2 separate regions of the Homo sapiens genome follow, and region 1 is linked to region 2. The links are chromatin loops, found by intact Hi-C in ENCODE. Cell type or tissue: mammary epithelial cell. All regions are shown on one strand. Links, peaks and the distances in the headings refer to the core of each region. The heading gives the core; the rest is flanking DNA. Region 1 overlaps SCPEP1 (serine carboxypeptidase 1). Region 2 overlaps C17orf67 (chromosome 17 open reading frame 67).

The links. Hi-C counts contacts between places; a loop is a spot of excess contacts. Peaks named below come from ENCODE experiments on the same cell type or tissue, not always from the same donor. Only the 100,000 strongest peaks of a DNase experiment are listed, where the experiment ranks them.
Region 1: a loop joins it to region 2, with 9 times the contacts of the local background. A loop is called at or near these places in 8 of 110 quality-filtered maps.

The regions. Positions count from the first base shown.
Region 1 is chr17:57,004,831-57,016,332 of GRCh38, reverse strand. It overlaps SCPEP1 (serine carboxypeptidase 1), which reads right to left. Exons shown (of 13, transcript NM_021626.3): 13 at 9,565-10,160. The coding sequence ends at 10,098. Among named protein-coding and RNA genes, the nearest start is that of SCPEP1, 32 kb to the right of the region's middle. RefSeq lists a silencer at 1-225 and enhancers at 5,887-6,086, 5,723-6,352. In mammary epithelial cell, for the core only: a CTCF peak has its summit at 6,145; no DNase peak of the experiment used is centred there.
Region 2 is chr17:56,815,129-56,825,962 of GRCh38, reverse strand. It overlaps C17orf67 (chromosome 17 open reading frame 67), which reads left to right. Exons shown (of 8, transcript NM_001085430.4): 3 at 642-882; 4 at 1,110-1,224; 5 at 9,953-10,207. The coding sequence starts at 10,153. Among named protein-coding and RNA genes, the nearest start is that of C17orf67, 13 kb to the left of the region's middle. In mammary epithelial cell, for the core only: a CTCF peak has its summit at 6,135 (motif pointing left); a DNase peak (open chromatin) is centred at 6,132.

The DNA.
Region 1 (11,502 bases), core at 1,527-9,526, 190 kb before region 2:
AGAGCCAGTAGGGCTTTTTTTATTATGCAAAGCATGGGCATTGACAGCAGGGTAGGTTATGTAGGCTGGGCTGAGCAAAGCCGGTGAGGGGTGGGGTATGCAAGGCAGCATATCTAGTTGCGATGGCTATCTTGAGTAATGGGCCACTTGGTGGTCTGGCCTGCAGCAACAAGGCTGCAAATCAATTGTGCAGCATCCCTTCCCTAGGTGGGACACTCCACAACCTTCATTATCTCCTAAGAACCATGCTGGAATTCTTTAAGTAAAAGAGGAGTGAGGTAGTGGTGTGGGTTTTGGGATCAGTGGGGATGCATGAAAGAATGCTCTAGAGCAGGTGAGCTGAAACCGAGCCCTGTTTCTACTCTGTCTTAAGAAGACTGAGGATTACAAAGTACAGGTAGAGTGCTTAGAGAGTGAGCAAAACAGGGTTCTACCTTAGCTTGGGGGATCAGAGAGGGCTTCTTGAGAGATTCATATTTATTCTGAGAGCTGAAGAGAAATCAGAAAGCAGCTAGGTAGAAGGGGCAGGAGGTTTCCAGAAAGCCAGGCACATGGAACATTCAGTGTTGAGGGTTGAGGAGCTGGGAGAGAAAAGATTTCTTCCCCTTTTCTTGTTTCTAAGTCCTCCCTAAAGACTTGCTTCTAAAGAAGAGGCAAAAGTAATAAGATGTCACTTCTGAGATTTCATTATAAAAGATCATGACCTAGGCCAGGCACGGTGGCTCATGCCTGTAATCCCAACACTTTGGGAAGCCGAGGCGGGCAGATCACGAGGTCAGGAGATTGAGACCATCCTGGCTAACATGGTGAAACCCCGTCTCTACTAAAAATACAAAAAATTAGCCAGGTGTGGTGGCGGGTGCCTGTAGTCCCAGCTACTGGGGAGGCTAAGGCAGGAGAATGGCGTGAACCCAGGAGGTGGAGCTTGCAGTGAGCCGAGATCGCACCACTGCACTCCAGCCTAGGGGACAGAGCAAGACTCCGTCTCAAAAAAAAAAAAAAAGATCGTGACCTTTGTCTTGCACATTTGCCCATGCTCTCTCTCTCTGGCTCTCTCACTCTTTCTTTCTCTGTGTCTATCTGATGAAGCCAGCTGCCATATTGTGAGCTGCCCATGGAAGGGTCCACATGACAAGTAATTAAGGGAGTCCTTCAGCCCAACAGCCTATGAGGAAGCGAATCGTGCCAATAACCTCATGGCTGAACTTGGAACCACATTCTACCCTAGTTGGGCCTTGAGATGACTGCTGCCCTGGCCAACCCTTGATTGCAGTCTTGTAGAGGTCCTAAAGTAGAGGACCCAGCTAAGCCACAGGTGGACTCCTCACATACAGAAACCGTCAGATAATAAATGTTGTTTTAAGCCACCAAGTTTCTGGGTATTTTATTTATTTTAATTTTTTAAAAATTAATAGGGACAGGGCCTCGCTATATTAACCAGGCTTGTTTTGAACTCCTGGCTTCAAGCAACCCTTCCACCTTGGCTTCCCAAAGTGCTAGAATTACAGGCATGAGCCAGCATGCCTGGCCTTCTGCGTAATTTTTTATACAGTAATAGATAACTAATATATTCATCAAATAAGGAGTCCCTGGATTTATCATGGACTTTGCATCTTACCAAAGTTTTGGGTTCATCCTGAAGCTGGGAACACAACAAATTCTGAGCACTCATGTCATTAGGAAGGAAACACTCCCTAAGTCCTAAGGGACACAGGAAATAAGTTCCCAATAATTATTATCCAAGAGCTGGGCATTCACCGCCCTTAGGCAACTGAAGAACTGTGAGGACCATATAGCTCCGCCACATCTAGGCTTCCTGAATAAGAATTAAGTGGACAATCTGAAAAATAACCAGATAATCAATTAGATGATTATATAACTGCCCTCATTCAAAGATACAGACACATAAAAAAGCAAACACATAAACATAGGGAAAAAACACCTGCAACTAAAATGGAGGAAATTAACACAAAGCACAAAAGATAAATGAGGAACATCCCTTGGAAGCTTTGCACTGGGAAACTACAAATACTTTTCTCGCTCTCAAGGAAATTAAAGCAAACCGGGAGCCTGTGAAATAAGAAATGTAAAATGAGATGAAAAGATAAGGTGAAACAGCAGCTGGCATAACTAGGGAAAATAAATTAAGGAGAAAGATAATTATAGAAGTTAAGAATCCTTTAGAAACTCAAAGTCTAGCCGGGCGCAGTGACTCATGCCTGTAATCCCAGCACTCTGGGAGGCCGAGGCAGGCAGATCACGAGGTCAAGAGATCAAGACCATCCTGGCCAACATGGTGAAACCCCATCTTTACTAAAAATACAAAAATCAGCCGGGCGTGGTGGTGGGCGCCTGTAGTCCCAGCTACTCAGGAGGCTGAGGCAAGAGAATTGCTTGAACCCAGGAGGCGGAGGTTGCAGTGAGCTGGAATCATGCCACTGCACTCCAGCCTTGGTGACAGACGGAGATTCCGTCTCAAAAAAAAAAAAAAAGGAAAAGGAAAAAAAAGAAACTCAAAGTCTAGAGTGACATTACCGAAAATGAAGTAATGATGTTGACGGGAGTCTGGAGAAAAAGTATCTAGAATGAAAGCTAAAGGACAACAAAGTGGGAAAATATCTTAAAACAATATTCAAATAAATACTGGAAAGCATTGCTGAACTGAAGATCAGAGCCTGGGGATCTAAAAGCTCACGACACATCAGGCAAAATTCATTAAAAGCTAAACATCAATGTAACCATCAGACGTTCCCGGTTTACATAATTTAACAAAAATATTTGGCCGGGCGCGGTGGCTCACGCCTGTAATCCCAGCACTTTGGGAGGCCGAGGCGGGCGGATCACGAGGTCAGGAGATCAAGACCATCCCGGCTAAAACGGTGAAACCCCGTCTCTACTAAAAATACAAAAAATTAGCCGGGCGTAGTGGCGGGCGCCTGTAGTCCCAGCTACTTGGGAGGCTGAGGCAGGAGAATGGCGTGAATCCGGGAGGCGGAGCTTGCAGTGAGCCGAGATCCCGCCACTGCACTCCAGCCTGGGCGACAGAGCGAGACTCCGTCTCAAAAAAAAAAAAAAAAAAATTTACAGCAACCATTTATTAAACTGGTTGGCTAGGTGTGGTGGCTCACATCTGTAATCCCCGCACTTTGGGAGCCCAAGGAGGGCGAATAGCTTGAGTCCAGGAGTTCGAGATCAGCCTGGGGTAACATGGTAAAACCTAGTCTCTACTAAAAATACAAACAAAAGTTGCCGGGCTTGGCAGCAGGCCTCTGCAGTCTCAGCTGCTTTAGAGGCTGAGGTGGGAGAATCACCTGAGCCCAGGAGATGGGGGAGGCAGTGAGCCAATATCACGCCACTGCACTCCAGCCTGGGCAACCAGAGTGAGACCCTGTCTCAAAATAAATAAATAAATAAATAATAAAAAATAAAATAAAATAAACTCATTATTTACAAAGATGAAAAAGAAGTGAATTGGTTTCAAATTTCTCAGCAACATTAGGTGGCAACACTAAGAACGATGTGATTTGAGAGTATCTGATCAATTGTTGCTCACAAGTATAGGCAACGGAAAGACATCAGATATGCAGATTCCAATTGTGGAGAATTTTGAAGCCATTAAAATAATAAAGTTTTGTATCAATCAGGATTCAATCAGCAGCTGAGCACAGTGGTCCCTGCCTGTAATCCCAGTACTTTGGGAGGCTGAGGTGGAAGGATTGCTTGAGGGCAGGAGTTTGAGACTAGCCAGGCCAACATAGCCAGACCCTGTCTCTACAAAAATAAAACTTAAAAAAGAATTAGCTGGTGGCCGGGTGCAGTGGCTCATGCCTATAATCCCAACACTTTGGGAGGCTAAGACGGGCGGGTCACACAAGGCCAGGAGTTGGAGACCAGCCTGGCCAACATGGCGAAAACTCATCTGTACTAAAAATACAAAAATTAGCTGGGCATCATAGCACGCGTCTGTAATCCCAGCTACTCGGGGGGCTGAGGCAGGAGAATCACTTGAATCCAGGAGGCAGAGGTAGCAGTGAACCGAGATCATGCCACTGCACTCCAGCCTGGTGACAGAGCGAGACTCTGTCTCAAAATAAGTAAATAAATAAATATATAAATATATAAATAAATAAAAGAATTAGCTGGGAGTGGTAGCACGCACCGATAGTCCCAGCTACTTGGGAGGCCGAGGCAGGAGGATGGCTTGAGCCCAGAAGTTCGAGGCGGCTGTGATCGCACCACTGCCCTAAAGCCTGAGTGACTCTATCTCAAAAATAAAAAAGGATTCAATTTCAGAAGCAGAACGGTGTGTGCGTGTTTGCATGTGCACAGCCGTGCGTATGGGGGAAGGTGTAACAGGGATTTGACTTATGCAGTGTGGAGCTGGTTAAGAAGTCTTCATAAGGCTTTTGTCTCCAAATCTGATGCTGGAGATTGAAGTACACAGGGCAAGCAGTCAGGAAGGAACAAGGAATGTAAAGTGGAGAAGGACAAGAACAATGTGAATCCCACAAGCAAGAGATGGAGTCCATGGGACTGAAACGCATGTCAGTTCTTGGGTCCCTCTTAGTGCTAAGCACACTCACCTGGCCCGGGAAGCAGACATGCTCTAGGAGGATCCGGGGGAAGGGGGAGCAGCTGAGCTCAGCTGAGCTGAGCCAGCAGAAAAACGATAACATGCATGAATGAAAAACTGTTGCTGCTTCACTTCACCCTCCACATTTTCCGAAGAATTTCTCTTGTGGGCCACCCTAATCAGAAACATACAAGAAAGGTAATTCTGAAAAAGTTAGCCTAGGCAAGTTGAAACATTACAAAAACACTACAGTCCACCCCTTGTCAACTTGGCACCCATAACATTGCCTTAAACCACACTTAATCTCCAAATAAAGTCAATAACAAAGTCATACTCTGCTTACCATGACACAACTGTCCTTCCTATACCCAGAAATACACATCTTTTTCCCCAGAAGAGAATCAGAGTCCACTTTTTGTCTTTGGATGATGCTCATTCTTTTACTAGCTGTTTCACATTCCTTCCTTGACATCTTGTAATATAAATATTTATATGTAAAGTTAGGTACAAGCATTTTGGGAGGCCAAGCTGCGAGGATTGCTTTAAGCCAGGAGTTGAAGACCAGCCTGGGTAACATAGCAACACCCTGTCTCAAAAAAAAAAAAAAAAAAAAAAAGCCAGGCACAATGGTATGCACCTGCAGTCACAGCTACCTGGGAGGATCGTTTGAGCCCAGGAGATTGAGGCTGCAGTGAGCCGTGATTGCACCACTGCACTGCAGCCTCGGTGACAGAGCAAGACCCTGTCTTAAAAAAGAAAAACAAAAAAGGTTAAATACTATTAGCACATCAGAGACGATAAAGGAATGAGAGATAAAAACAAAAATATTTGGTTCACCAGATGCAGCTGTGGCTTATGCCTGTAATCCCAGCATTTTGGGAGGCAGAGCATTTTGGGAGGCAGAGGCGGGCAGATCACTTGAGCCCAGGAGTTTCAGACTAGCCTGGGCAACATGGTAAAACTTCATCTCTACAAAAAATACAGAAATTAGCTGGGTATGGTGGTGCATGCCTGCAGTCCCAGCTACTGGGGGCGCTGAGGTGGGAGGATCACTTGAGCCCAGGGAGGTGGGGGGTGAAGGCTGCAGTGAGCTGTGATTGTGCCACTGCACTTCAGCCTGGTTGACAGAGCATAACCCTGTCTCAAAAAAAAAAGTTTTTTTGTTAATATTTATTAAAATAGATTCACATCAAAAGAAGAAAGAAATACTCATAATTATTACAGTCCTCGTTTCTACAGTGGGTCACAAGGTCATAGTACTTATGACTGCCCTCATCTATGATTTATTCTGCGTATCTTTTGCCCTCGGCAAGCACTTCAGTTGGTCGTGGCTTTTTGCCTGATGGAATGACTTAAATCTTTTGTGAAGGGTCTGGGCCATTAGCGGTCTTAATTGGGTTGTTGTAGCTCTCCATTGACCTTAATCACAGGATATGGCAGTACTAGGGGGTGCCCCAAAGGATCTCCTGCATTCTTCCTTCTTACGTCCATTGTGTAGGAGCAACCCCATTTCCTCTTGATAGTCAGATCAATCACTGCAGACAGCACTTTGCCTGTTGATGCAGTGCCCAAAGAGGCCAGATGGTGGCTTCAAGCTCCAGTTCCACGGATTATCTGCTGTGTCTCCTAGAGAAAACATTTCTCCCGTTGTAACTAAGACCTCTAGACCAGCAAAACCTAAAGTTGCAGGGATGGGAAGCAAAAATTCTACCACTGGATCACTAGGGTTAACAGTGAGAGGAGTCGCTTTCATTTTTATCCCTTGATAACTGGACTCATGAATCCTGGGTATGGGAGAAACAAGGCGGTTGATTTAGAGCATGTACCACATACTGGAGGGCAGCACCCCAGCCCTGCAATCTATCCCCTCCTAGCTGGCCCTGTAACTGAATTTTCAGTCATTCAACCATCTGTCAGGGCAGTTGCTTCAAGAGGATGGGGAACATGGTGAGAGCAGTCAATTCCACTTGTGTAAATTCACTGCTGCCTTTCATTTGCTGTGAATACCATAGTCATGGATGAGACACTCCGTAGGTCCACAGATGCTAGTTTTGGCAGAAGCATTGTGGGAAAGGAAGGCACATCTATGTCCAGAGCAAGGGTTAATTCCATTGAAAACACAGTGCTGCCTGCCTCATAATAAAAGTGGTCCAATGTAATCAGCCTAACACCAGGTAGCCGGCTGATCTCTTCAGCAGTGATGCCACATTAGGGGCTCAGTGTTGTTTCTTCTGCTGGCAGATGGGGCACTCAGCAGTGGCTGTGACCAGGTCACCCTTAGTAAGTGGAAGCACATGTTGCCAAGCCCATGCATAGCCTCCATCCCCGCCGCCATGGCCACTTTGTTCATGAGTCTACAGGAATGGCTGAAGGAGGCTAATAGCCACAGAATGGGTCATCTACCCACCTGATTATTAAAATCTTCCCTTGCCCTAGTTGAGTATTCAGATGGAAAACAATGATCTTCATACTCGGCCATTCAGAGATCTAATCTCATACCTCTTCCTCAGAGCTTCTTGTCATCAATTTTCTAATCAAGTTTTTTTTCTTTTTGAGACAAGGTCTCACCCTGTCACTCAGGCTGGAGTACAAATATGGCTCGCTGTAGCCTCAACCAACCTGCCAGGCTCAAGTGATTCTCCTACCTCAGCCTCCTACACAGCTGAAACCACAGAGGTGCACCAACATGCTGAGTTAATGTTTTTATTTTCTGTAGATACAGGGTGTTATCATCTTGCTCAAGCTGGTCTTGAACTCCTGGACTCAAGGGATTCTCCCACCTCAGCCTCTCAAAGTGCTGGTATTATAGGCATGAACCACTGTGCCCAGCCTTCTAATCAAGTTTCTTCCAAGTCCCTAAATACCCAGCTAAATCATGAATTGGTGCACTTATTCTTCTGTTCATTTCCCCTTCCAGGGAAAGTGAAGAGCTGAGTGCACTGTTCCAAGTTCTGTCCACTGGGAGGATTTCTCTTCACACCATCTTTCAGGGCTGTCCTGGAGTGTGGCCGTGGTGCCATAGCGGTCCACATTCAGGTGATGCATGCATACTGTGGAGCCCCGTCTGTAAATCAAGCCTGAGAGTTGTCTTCCTTTGTCAACTGATCACAGGGATTCCCTAGGAAGGTAGGGGTGTGGGTTGAGAGAGAATGTTATACAGCAGGAATAAGAGCCCTGGGCAAGTCTAGGAATTTACTACAAGATCTTAGGACAAGACATGATTAACCTGCCCGGACAGCAATGGAAGGGCGGCTTCTAATGGCCAAAAAGGTTTGAGGTCCCCTAGCTTCATCTGTGCAGGTGACTCATCTCAATGTTCAGAATTACATTTCTTCTCAATCAATGCACTAACTTTTAACAGAAGAGACTCTGTGAGGTTGGGAATTCAACTTGCTTTATGATTCACTGCTTTGTTGGATGGTTCACCAAGACTCACAAGGCTCAGTAGCAGGTTATACTAATAGCTAACATTTTTGTAACAAAAGATGCATATCAAAAGCGGCAGGTAAAAACGATACACATGGGTGATGTCCAGGGGTATCCAGCACAGGCTTCTAAGGTTCTTGCTTTCCATGGGCACACTGGAGTTCTTGCCAACAGTGAACCATAGGGACATGTGTAGTCTCTGTCCCAGGAGCCTGTTTTTAGTCTCAGGGTCTGAAGGGGTTAGTCACGTAGACATAACCTGCTGTTAACTGTTTCCTCACAGTCTGCAGGAATAAGCTTTGGGTTTGTTATTTTTTTTAATTAATTAATTTATTTATTTATTTTTGGGACAGAGTCTTGCTCTGTTGCCCAGGCTGGAGTGCAGTGGCGCGATCTCGGCTCACTGCAAGCACTGCCTCCCGGGTTCACGCCATTCTCCTGCCTCAGCCTCCCAACTAGCTGGGACTACAGGTGCCCGCCACCACGCCTGGCTAATTTTGTGTGTGTGTGTGTGTAGAGATGGGGTTTCACCGTGTTAGCCAGGATGGTCTCGATCTCCTGACCTCGTGATCTGCCCGCCTTGGCCTCCCGAAGTGCTGGGATTACAGGCTGGAGCCACCGTGCCTGGCTGTTTTTTTAAATCTCAGCCTTTGGCCAGGCTTGGTGACTCATGCCTGTAATCCCAGCACTTTGGGAGCCCAAGGCAGGTGGATTGCTAGAGCCTGGGAGTTCGAGACCAGCCTGGGCCACATAGTGAGACTCCAACTCTACGAAAAAATTTTAAAAATTAGCTGGATGTGATGGTGCTTGCCTGTGGTACTAGCTACTTGGGAGGCTGGGGCAGGAGGATCATTTGAGGCATGATTGTGCCACTGCACTCTAGCCTGGGTCACAGAGTCTCAATAAATAAATAAATAAAATCTCAGCCCTGCAACTACAAGAGGTGATATTTCTTTCAGACAGTCCTAGAAGCTGTTAGATCCCCTATGCAGATTTTTTTTTCTTTTTGAGATGGGGTCTCTGTCACCCAGGCTGGAGTGAGTGGCTTGATCATGGCTCACTGCAACATCAACCTCCCTGGCTCAAGTGATCCTCCTGCCTCAGCCTCCTGAGTAGCTGGGACTACAGGTGTGTGCCACCATGCTCGGCTAATGTTTTTATTTTTTTTGTAGAAATGGGGTCTCCCTATGTTGCCCAGGCTGTTGTTGAACTCCTGGGCTCAAGCATTCCTCCTGCCTCGACCTCCCAAAGTGCTGGGTTTATAGGTGTGAGCCACGGCATCAAACCTCCTTATGTAGATCTTGAGCTATGAATAAAAAGTTAAAAGTCCTGAGCTAATTATTTTGATTTTAAGGAAATGTGGCAATCCTCTGACTAAATAATTACACTTTTATGAATTTATTCTAAGAAAATAAGGAGGTACAAAAAAATCTAACTATCAGGGTGAATCAACAGAGCACTATGTATAATAGCAACAAACTAGAAATTATTATACTTGTCGGAAACAACTGGGAATTTTGTAAATAAACTAGAGTACAACCATAAAGTAGAATGCTCCACAGCCATTAAAAATGTTAGAGAAGAACATTTATTGACATGAAAAGGTGTTTCAGATATACTGATATGTCAAACAAATAGTAAAACAACATAGAGTAATGATTCATTTTGGTAAAAAATATATATGTATATATAGAAAAAAAAATTCTGCAAGGACATATGCTAAATTGGTAACAGTGCTTACCCCTGGGAAGGGGGTATACAGATGTTGATTTACTCTTTGGGTACCTGTATTTCCCAGTTTTTCTATAAATCACATCATTTGCTTCTGTCATAAGAAAAAATAATATCTATTATCATCCTTTATTTTGATCAAAACAAATCAATTTTTTAAAAAATCTTAGGTTTTTTTAAGAAGCAGAAATAATTTCCAAATTGCCTCCAGAGACAATGATTTTATCCTCTGCAGAAGCTGGTCAGAACCTTCTTGATCACAGCCCCAGTTAGATACAGGGAAGAATGGCGCTTCCTACAGCTTCAGCGGCCTCAGCTCAGCTCTGTGCCCCAAGGCCAAACCAGCTCATCTCCAGCCCCATCCATCCTATTCTTGCTGAGTCACCAGTCTCATCATCTTCAGAGCCATGTCCCCTTGGTCAGAAGGAACCTAGAAAAAAACAACATCTGAGTTAGTGCTCCTGGTGCTATTCCTGGGGCTGGGGTCAGAGGCAACATCCTGAAACCTTGCTCCCAAAAGGGAGCCAGCTCTGTGACAGCAACCTGTGCAGACACCTGGGCACATCCCTGAGAGAGGGTCCTTCCTGAAAATGACTCCTGCACTGGATGAAAGCTCTTCTGGGCCCTGACTGGGCTGGGTGGCAGGGACCTGGAGAAGTCAGCATTTAAGACAAGAACCTTCTACTCCATTTGGAGCTGATCTGTTGATTTCTTGGTAAGGGTCATGCTAATGATACTAGACCTAGCCTGTTCAAGGAAGAAGGAAGATTCTAAACATTTTAAAGGCATCTGTCTAGAAGGGATCCCGGATTGAGAATAGAGAAATGGCTGAGAAGGGAGCTCACAGCAGAGAGCCGCAAATAATAAAAACAAACAGGGCCCTTTGGGTGGCATCCGATTTTCGCAGTTATTCAACTTTCTTTTGTTTTCCCTCAGATTTTTAGAATAAGTCCTTTAAAATTTCCTTCCCACACAGCATCAAAAGGGGGAAGGGCAGAGGCCTCAGTTTCTCCCTACACAGAAGGGGTTGGAGTATATGGTCTCCCCGTTATGTAATTCCCTGGCTCCATGATTCTCTATGGCACACCCATCCTTGACTCTTCTGCCAAGAGTCCCCAGGAGGCACAGGCAAGGTGGGTTATCCTAAAATGTCATTTAATCAATGAAAGGGGAAGTGGTTTGGGGACGACTTAACAACAGTCTCCAAGGGCTATTTTAAGCCTGTCCCCAACTGATCTGTTGTTCTATATGTGACAAACCAACAGGAAATGGGCCTGAACTCTAGTATACAGAGCGCGTGGTTGGCTTGTTCCATGCCTTCCTACCAGCCTCGTCAGGGACTTCTCTCTAGGGCAGGCTGAGCATCCCTCATTGGAAAATCCAAAATGCTCCACAATTCCAGCCTTTTTGAGTGCCACCATGAGGCCACAAGTGGAACATTTCACACCTGCCCCATGGGCGGCTGCATTCAAAATGCAGGCGCACAACACACAGTTTATTTCTGCATCCCCAAGGGGGTTACAGTACAGTAACCTTTTAATCAAAACACAGCATTGTAGGTAGAGACCGAAAGCTGCTGTTGCTTGCTGTTGCTGTTGTCTAGCAGCTGACACAGGTATTCTGGTCATGCTACTGTGCTGCTCAGTTACTCTGAACACACAACTTTTCCACTGTATTAATGGTATGTTGTATTTCTTACTGTGAAGTACTTATGTGTGACTACATGCAAGAAAAAGATTGCTTATCGGCAGCATATAAATTTGGAGTCAGAA
Region 2 (10,834 bases), core at 2,792-10,791:
GCACACACACACACACACTCACAGGTTTCCCCCAATCCCCATTATAGAGTATTTGAAAAAGTAAAAAGGAAGAAAAGAATCACCATCTCTCACTCCAAAGACACCCTGTGTTTGAACATTTTGGTCTATTCCATTATTTTCTATGGAAACTGATTTACTTTTTTTTAATGCATACTTTTGATGATGTGGTAGATAATAGTGTCTATCTGGCTCTTATTTAGCATTACAAAATAACTTTTATATGTTATTAAAAAGTCCTATTTAATGGCTACATTATACTCCATTCTATGAATATAGCTTACAGTGTGTATAACCTTACTTTTGTTGTAGCTATTTCTAATATTTTGCTATTATAAATAATTCCTTTGTTTAGGGTTATTTCCTTAGATTCTCAGATTTAGTTAAAGAATTTGAAAAGTTTAAGGCTTATGGGAAAGCTTTTAAGAATAGTAGTCTCTCTTTGCTAAGTAAATTTTTATCTGGAAAATTTACCTGTGTAGGGACAGATTAATAGAAATTGCCACACCTGAGGAGATACACTCTTAATTCACTAAAAGTAATAATAATATTTGTGGCCAACATGTGTTGATGAGTTAGTAGGTCCTAGGCACTGTGTTAAGTTTATCATCCTTATTTTACAGATGAAGAAAACCTGCTTGATATCACACAGTCAGGAGTCAACTGAGTTGGGGCTTTGAACTTAGGTTTATCTGATGCCAAAGTTTGTGATGCTCTTCAACCATTTAGGGTACCGCAGAGTGTGGATTTTGAATCACCTGCATCAGCATCATTTTAAAATATAGATTCTGTGGTCCTGACCAGGTCTCTGAAGTCAGAATATGAAGTGGAGCTAGGAATCTAACTTCTTAACAAGTTCCCTAGGTAATTCTTTATTCAAACTTTTTTTGTTTATATTTTGAAATGTGTCACACATGCAGAAGAGTTTATAAAACACATATACGGTTTTAAAAATAATAGTAAAAACCTGGTTAACATATTGAAGATTTGAGAGCTCTTGTGTGCTCACTTGTTTGATACACCTTCTCCCCCATCAGAAGGAACTACTATCGTAACTTTTGTGGCCTTCATTTCTTTGCTTTTCTTTATAGATGCCTAAGGGTATCCCTGAATGATACAGTTTTGTTTGAAAGACTGAAAAGCCCAAAGCTGGCCCTTTTGGGAAATAGCAGTAAATCATTGATATGTGAAGGTTCCCAGCAGGAGGTAAGTTGAGCAATGTCTTTGGGACAGAGTCTGGATTCAGTTTCTTTGAGAAGATTCCACCTGGGGAAGTCAGTGGGCAAGGTCTTGGGAAGATTGTTAATCACAGTGAGGGCATCTGAGCAGGGCTGTGGTTTGAACAGCTGGCAAAAATATGGCTGAAGAGGAAGGAGGCTGCTTTTAATCTTTGCAGCTCAGCTCAGGGAGACATGAGTATCTTTAGCTAATCCATGCAATGGGGTGTGGGAATGGGGACATGGGAGAATGGGGAGCCCATCAGCTCCTGGTTCTTGTCTTAATCTGTTTTCTGTTGCTATAGCAGAATACCTGAGACTTGGAAATTTAGAAAGAAAAATGGTTCATCTGGCTCATAGCTCTGGAGGCTGGGAAGTCTAAGGGCATGGTGGCAGCCTCTGGTGAGGGCTTTTGCTCTGTGTCATAACATGAACAAAAAGCTGAAGGGCAAGCCAGTGTGTGCAAAAGAGACCACAAGAGTGATCCAGGCTCAATTTTATAACAACCCGCTTTCAGGAGAACTAACTCACTCCTATAAGAACTAATTTACTCCCAAGAGAACAAACTCACTCCCCAAATAACAGTCTTATCCATTCAGGAGGGTGGTGCTCCCGTGACTTAATCAACTCTTAAAGGCCCCACCTCCCAACACCATCAGTGGCAATAAAATTTCAACATGAGTTTTGGCAGGGGCACTCCAATCATAGCAGTCATTAAGATAAAGTACAAATAAGCTTTTGTATCAGGCTCAACAGGCAGCCTGTCCTTAGACTGACTTCTTTCATTGAGTAATATGCATTTAAGTTTTCTCCATATCTTTTCATGGCCTGATAGCTCATTTTTTTTTAGTGCTGAATAATATTCCATTGTCTGGATGTGCCACAGTTTATTTATCCATTCACCTCCAGAAGAACATCTTGGTTGCTTCCAAGTTTTGCCAGCTATGAATAAAACTGTTATAAACATCTGTGTGCAGGTTTTTGTGTGGACATGAGTTTTCAACTCATTTAGGTAAATGTCCTGTCTTTTAAAAATATGTTTTTCTCTCTTGTTTTTTTAAAACTTTCCTCCTCATTTTTGCTCTATTTTTCTAAAAGATTTCCTTAGCTTTTTTCTTGACTCAACTGAGTTTTAAATTTCTGCTATTATGGTTTTTCATTTCTAAGAAGTATTTTGGTTAATTTGTTTTCTGAACATTCCTTTTTTACAGCATCTTGTTCATGTTCCACACAAGCAAAACTTTGGTCTCTTAGAGGATATTAATGTTATTTATTTATTTTCTCCAATTGCATGGTGTCTGATTTCCCCAAGTTGCTTTTTCTTTTATCTTTTTTGTCTTTACTTTTCATGTCAGAGGCGTTCTAGATGTCTGTTGAACCTCAGGTGATTCTAATGCACCTAATGGCCTGAGAAGCAGTGCTAGAGAGTCTCCTAACCTCTCCGAAGCTTAATCATCCCAACAGAGATCCCACCAAGAAAAGTGACACAGTTCAGTATTTTTCCCCAGAACTAGAGCTTTTCTCTTCCAATTAGAGGCCTAGCACTTTTCCTGAATGTAATGTCGTATGACAGTAGCCTTAGAAGTGGTTTCATAAATTATTTTGTGCATGGTTCACTCCCCTAGTATGTTTATTCATACCCATCTTACGTGATTCTGCCTGTGCCAATGCTCCTTTGTCCCTGTTTAAGTTGGAGAGAAGCCTGACACTGGCCATCAGGAACATGATGCTGACCTTGGCTGTCCTCACCTGCTGGGCAGACATAGTTGAGGCCAACATCCTGGACCCAGAGTAGAAATTAGAGTCCACTTGTGGAGGCGTGCAGCAGGCCGGAAAGGCCCCTGTCCAAGGCCAAAACATCTTACCATTGTATTGCTGCTGCAGACAGGAAGGGGTGTATGCCTGTAGAAGTGCTGAGGATATGTAAAGGGAAGCCAGGGCCTGCGGTGTTGACACGGGGCAAGTCAACTCACATTAGAAATGAACCATATTTTCTTTTCTAATATATATATTTCAACAATAAAGTTGTGTGTCTTAATACGTGTGATTAATCTATCTTTAGTCATTCAAAACATTTTTACAAAATAGAGTGCATATGCAAAGAGATTTGGCATAGAGAAGGAGGAGAAATAATAACAATGATCTCCAAGTAGTAGACTTTTATTATGTGTCACGAACTTTACACATACCTCTTTTAAATATTAACCTTATGAGGTGAATTTTATTATAATTCTTTTTTTTTATAAGTGAGAAAACAGTGATTTGGAAAGTTAAGAAATTTCCCCAATGTCACTCAGCTCCAACGTAACACAGGCAATAAGTTTGAGAATCAGCATTCAAGGCCAGGTCTGTTGATGACTCTGCTGCCCACAGTCATAACCATTATACCACACTGCCTACACAGTAGAAACTCAGTCACTTTTGAATGAATGTTCTGGCAGGAGCCTATTATTAACTTAGATGCAATAGCACCCAGATTTGGACACACTAACCATCCCATTAGAATCCTCTGTATCAGTTAGCTATTGTCAGAGTAATGCTATGAAACAAACCACTCCTAGTCTTAGTGGCTTAAAATAACTGTCATTTATTCTGAGGGATCTGCAGGTGATGTGGCTCTGCTTCAGGCTGTGGTAGCTGGAAGTCAGCTGAAATAGACCGGGCTGGGTTGAGTGGGTCTCTTTTAAGCTACAGATCTGCATAAACTTGGCTCCTTTCTTAGCTACTTTGCATGTAAGCTAATTCTGAGACTCAGCTTGAAGGGGCAGTAGCCAACGGGGGGAAGGTCTTTTTGTAGCAATGACAGACATGTCAGAGGGCACACTTAACTGCACAAACCATTTCACACCCTTGTTAGTGTCATGTCTGCCACCATCCCACTGCCCAAAACAAGTCATCTGGTTGAGTCCAAAGTCAAGACATGGGGCTGCAAAGTCATGTGGCAGAGAGCATAAATTTGGGGTGGTAGTGAAGAATTGATGCTAATAATTCAACCTACCACACCTGCCCAGACCTAACATATGTCTGCACAGTATGCCTGTAAATAAATGTTTACAGGGAAGCAAAGTGACGAGGTCTAACATATTTCCTATGTCTATTTCATGAAGATCATCATTGCTGCTGCATAGAGAATAGATTGAAGGAACAGGGAGGGAAGCTGAGATGCCAGCTGGGAGCCTGGTGCTGGGTGAGAGATAACAGTGGCCTAGATGTGGGTGGTGACAATAGAGATGGAAGGATCTAGACCCATAAGCACCACACACAGCTTATGGAGTTACTATCATTGCTTTAAAGTTACTATCATTATTTTAAAAAATACTGTAGTCTAGTCTACCAACTATACTATAAATTCCATATTTTTACAATGTATATATAATTCTTTACAATGTACATGTGAGGTAGACAGTAAAAAAGATGAAAGCAAATATGGAGAGGACTGTTAGAATTTATTTAATTTACCCTGGGCCTAAAAAATGTCGACACATTATAATTCTCTTGATGGGGACAGATTTGGCATTTTTCTATACTTAAAAAAATGTTCCTTTGGGAGGCCAAGGGGGTAGGATTACTTGAGCCCAGGAGTTTAAGAGCAGCCTGGACAACATAGCAAGACCCTGTTTCTAAAATAAATAAATAAATAAATAAAAATAATTAGCTGGGCATGGTAGTGCACGCCTGTGGTTCCAGCTATTTGAGAAGCTGAGGCAGGAGGATCATTGGAACCCAGGAGGGTGAGGCTGCAGTGAGCTATGCTTGTGCCACTGCACTCCAGCCTGGGCGACAGAGCAAGACCCTCTCTCAAAAAACAAAAACAAAACGAAGTTCTCTTGTCTCTAAAGTTTCTATAGTTCAGTGTGATGACATTTAGAACTCTAGAATGTTGGGTTTGTCATTTGTCAATGACACTTAAATATCTGTGTAATGGGACAGTTCCTTCCAAAAAAAAAAAAAAAAAAAAAAGGGAAACTCACCCAAACAAAAAGTTGTGTTTGGGTGTTGTGAATATGGGTGGTAGCATTATTCCTTTATAGGCTTTTAAATGTTATCAAATAGTTAACACAACAGGTCCTCAAATAACATTGTTTCCTTCAACGTTGTTTCATTACAATGTTGATGAGAAAAAAAATTGATTCCAGCCCCGGGCCACTGTCTGTGTGGAGTTTGCATGTTCTTTCCATGTCTGCGTGGGTTTTCTCTGGGTACTTCGGTTTCTTCCCACATCCTAAAGCTGTGCACGTTATGTTCATTGGTGTGTCTGAATTGTCCCCGCGTGAGTGTGTGTGGGTGGGTGTGTGAGAGTGTGCCCTGCGATGGAATGGTGTCTTCTCCAGGGCTGGTTTCTGCCTGGTGCCCTGAGCTGCTGGGACACGCTCCAGCCACCACGGCCCTGAACTAGAATAAGTGGGTAAATATTAATAACTATCTTACTTGTTTTTATTAATCTTTCTTAAATACATGTATAGCCTTCAACGTTTGATATTAGAAATGTTTTGGGTCCTTATTTAGAAGTTTGGTGATGTTTTGTGACCAGAAATATGCCATAGGAACTCACCTCTTGTGTATATCAATTAGCTTATGGTAAAATTGGTTCATTCTGGACCATTTGGCTTAAAGTCTCAGTTTCCAAGAATTTATCAGCAATAATGTTATGAGGACTTACTGTACCGCTTTCCTAGGCCACAACATCTGATGAATGCCTTCAATAGTACATCAATTAAAATAAAAGTACGGAAATAGTTTTAGGTGCAGCAGCACCCTCTCTCTCCACCTCCAGTAGATTCTCTGGAATCGCTGGCAACTTCTTGAATAATTAACCTTAGTGGCCTTGAGCTCTTTCCCCTGATCTTAGTTGTCCCTGGTTCCACCTTCTGCTCTGCCACCTTGTGGATTTATTGGGAATTGCGTCTTCTACTGGGAGCCTTGCCGACTCACCTCGTTACCCCGCTGGGGCTTTTCCTGAGAACCGGGATGGGGTTTAGAAGAGAATTCTCACCGCCTGAGTGACACTCACAATAAGACACTTTGCTCTTTCGGTCTTTCTATATTCCTCCCCCTCTCGCTTCTTTTAGGACAACATCCAGAGGCCAAGCTGAAGGGCATTTGATGGCCCTGCCAGTATCACACCTGAACGGCCCTCCCCACCCGAGACTTGCAGCAGCCTCCCAGGGTGTGATACAGGCTCCGACTCTCTCCAGTCTCACCACCTCAGTCCACCAGAGGTTGCCTTATGCTTTAAAAAATTATAAAAATAATACAAGCTTGCTTAAAGCTTACCAGTGAAGGAGACAGATTTTTAAAAAGTAAATAAATGCAATACGTATAAATTATGGTGAGTGCTGTGAGATGGAGAGTGGTGGTGGTGGGGGCAGGGAACTTTTTATTAAGAAGGCTGGTAAGGGCAGGCTTTCCTGAGTAGGAGAAATTTCAAATTGAAACCTGAAGGATGAGATAGATCCAGTCATTAAAAGAGGGAGAAAAAGCACATGCAAAGGTCCTGAGGCGGGAGTGGGCTTGTTAAGCTGAAAGTGAGTGAGTGTGGCCAGATGGCAGTGAGCAGGAGGGGAGTGGTTGGAGTAAGGTTGGAAAGGGCAGTAGGCACAAAAAACACAGGGTCCTGTTGTGCTTGGTAGGGATTTTAATTTTATTCTGACTCTCATGGGAAGATGAGGAAAGATCTTATGCATGGAAGTGATGAGGTCTAACTGATACTTTCTATTTCATCCTTGCTGCTACCTGGAGAACAGATTGAAGTGAACAGGGAGGGAAACTAGAATCCCATTTGGGAGCCTGGTGCCAGAAGCTGGGTGAGGGAAACAATGGCCTAGACTTGGGTGGTGGCATTAGAGACGGAAGGATCTAGATCCATGTTGTCTAATATGGTAGCACTAGCCACATGTGGCTACCGAGCACTTGAAATGTATAAGTGTAAAATCTACACCAGATCTTGAAGGTTTAGTACAAAAAAAGGCATAAAATCTCTCATTGACAACTTGTTTATATTGATTATGTGTTAAAATAATAATATTTTGGATATTTCATCATGTTAAAATATAATATTAAAATATTTAACCTTTTTACTTAAAAAAAGTGGCTACTGAAAAAATTTAAATTACATATGTTGTTTGCATCTGTGGCTTTATGTTTTTATCGGACAGTGCTGATATAGACAAAAGTTGCAAAATTTAAAAAAATATTTTTTTTTGGAGACAGGGTCTTGTTCTGTTGTCCAGACTTGAGTGTAGTGGCATAATCATTGCTCACTGCAGGCTTGAACTCCCGGGCTCAAGTGATCCTCTGACCTTGGAATCCCAAAGTGTTAAGATTATAGGTGTGAGCTACTATGTCTGGCCAAAAAATACTTCTATTGTAAATTTACATTGGACACATTAGAAATTTATAGCTAAGTATAGATTTTGTTTCTGGCCCACAGAAGATATTTATTTGATATGATAAAACAAAATAGTGTTCTATCCAACCACAAAGAGTAAAAGGAGTGAAAAATTTGAATATACACATACAAAACTCAAGCTGTTTAACGTGACAATTTTTCTTTTTTCTTTTTTTTTTTTTTAAATAATGCTACTAGCTGCACGTGTTGGCTCACATCTGTAATTCAAGCATTTTTGGAGGCCAAGGTAGGAGAATTGCTTGAGCTCAAGAGTTTGAGACCAGCCTGGGCAATATGGCAAAACCCATTTCTACAAAAATATACAAAAATTAGCTGGGCATGGTGGCACATGCGTGTAGTCCCAGCTACTAGTGAGGCTGAGGTAGGAAGATCACTTAAGCCTGGGAGGTTGAGGCTGTACTGAGCCAAGTTCGTGCACTCCAGCCTAGGTGACAGAGGGAGACCATGTTTCAAAAAAAAAAATGCTCTAAAATTCCTTAGTTATTGAAAATTATGTGAAAACAGAAGGATGTTAATAGCAGCAGAGTGCATGAAATCAAATATTGAATTTTGAGCAAATGGGCCAGGTGCAGTAATTCTTTCTTGCCTGTAATTCCAGCACTTTGGGAGGCTGAAGCAGGAGGATCACTTGAGCCTGCGAGTTTGAGACCAGCCTGGCTAACATAGTGAGCCCCTATCTCTGCAAGGAAGAAAAAAAATCAGCTGGGCATGGAGATGCACACTTGTAGTCCCAGATACTCAGGAGGCTGAGATGGGAGATCATGAGCTCAGGAGGTTGAGGCTGTAGTGGGCTGTGATTGCACCACTGCACTTCTGCCTGGGCAACAGAATGAGACCCTGTCTCAAAAAAAAAATTTACTTATATATATATATATTTGAGCAAATGAACATGTGAGACAACTTTGCTAACATTGCATGATCTTTTTTTTCTTGTTTACAATCTGCTCAAAATATCTTTATGTTGACTGTGTGGGCAGCACATTCAGGTTTAATATCAGTTACACATTAGCATAAATTTGGAGAAATACACATAGGGTATTGTTTTCTTTTGAGCTGGCAAAGTGACCACAGAAACATCAGATCATCTCTCTGAATACAGAATTTTATCCAAATAAATGTCACATGCTTTCCAGACATATTTTAATCATGTATTGAATTTCTTAGGCTGAGAGCAGTGTCTCATGCCTGTAATCCCAGCACTTTGGGAGGCTGAGGCAGGAGGATCACTTGAGCCCAGGAGTTTGAAACCAACCTGGTCAAAATAGTGAGACCCTGTCTCTACAAAATAAAAAAATAAAAAAGTTAATTGAGTGTTGTGGTGCGTGCCTGTAGTCCCAGCTACTCGGGAGGCTGAGGTGGAAGGATCGCTTGAGTCTGGGAGTTAGAGGCTGCAGTGAGCCTCTGCACACCAGCCTGAAGTGAGACCCAGAGTGAGACCCCCATCTCAAAACCAAACCAAACCAAACCAAGCCAAACCAAACCAAAACAAAACAAGAAACTTTCTTCATGTGATATTTATAGATGATTTGAATTTGAAATGACTTCAGCTTCTTAAACTTTTGTTGTCCTTATAAAAATACCCTTGAATCTGGAGCATGGCTGGTTCCAGTCTTATGACAGCATGTTGCGTGAGGCCCTGTAAAAGATGAGGAGTTGTCCCTGAGGTTATGGGGCTTACTGGGAAGAGCACATGATCTAGGTTTGAAGACAGAAGACGTAGGCTCTACCTTGGCATCCATAATGTGTGAACTTGAACTTGATTTCACATCTTTGAATCTCACTTTTCTTACTGTAAGATGGAAGTGGACGATGAATAGTACTAGCTGCCATGAAGGTCATAGCTTTCCCCTCATCCTTTATTGCACCCCACAAGGTAGGTGCTCTTATCTCCTTTTGACAGGGGAGGAAACTGAAGTTCAGAAAGGGTAAGTCACTTACCTAAGGCTACATTGCTAGAAAAAATTGAAGCTAGGATTTGAACTCTGTTTTTCTGTCTCTAAAGTCAGCTGAAAATTGTTTTTCCCCACTCATCATGCCCCTTGCTAATTTCCCTGCCTACCTCTGAGATTATTGGGAAGATCAAATTAGACTGGTGAATGGGCTTTAGAAAAATGTCCTAAAAGATACAAATGTGTAATAGATCATGAATTCTCAATGAAACAGGAGCATAAATGGAAGCTCCAGAGAAACACTCACAAACATCTGTCTGGTGCTTATCTGTCTGTTTAAATGAAGTGAATATCACATGTTGCTTTTTCAGATTCAAGCTCTGAAAGTCATATTACAGAGGAACAATTTCCTTCCTCAGGATGAAAATTTACAGGAATTCGGAGGAAAATATTTCAGTGGTCATTACTAAAACGCTCAGAGTCAGATACATTCAGCATCATACCGTAAGTCCCGTTAGTCAAAGCATAAACAAGCGCAGGGCCTGGCATGGCTTCCTTCAAGTTGGCTGACTCAGTCTGGGAGGATTCACTCAGCAAGAGGCAGAGGAACCAAGGCAGGATGAAGACATTGCCTGTGCTCGTGCTGTCTCTTACCTTACTGACTGTCTTCTCAGGTGGGCACTGACTCCAAAAACAGCCTATTTCTATGCTGACATGATAAATAATAGTCTATTTGATATTTAATTTTTTAATTTTAAATAATATATAGTGTATATAGATATTTCAATGCTCTTTCTTTTCTTATTTTTCCATAAGAGTAGGCTTCCAGAATTTTTATCATTAAAGATGTTATATATTTTTTAAAAATCTTTAAATGTATTTGAGCACTAATTCTCAAAAATGCTGATAAATCTTCAGCTTCTAATAGCTTATTTTAGAGTTTATATGAGATCACCAAAATTTGATATATTTTTATGATGATAATATCTTTTAGAATTTGCAAGTAATTATCAAAGCACTTTTATACTATCTTCTTTGAGGGGTTGTGATGATCAAGTTTAACATAATCTTATTATCACTGGGCATCTTCCAGTAATGACTTTAAACTTGATTTAGTGTAGTGAGGATTAAAAAAAACTTCCATGAAAGCAAACCTAAGACACACAGACCAGTGAACTGAAGATTCATTAAATTAATACCCACTTTCAAAGAGATGGACCATTGCAATCAGTAAATATGTTTAGGTTGTGCAGCTTTTGCTCTGAGTAATCATGTTAGAAACAATTCAAAATTCCTTCCTG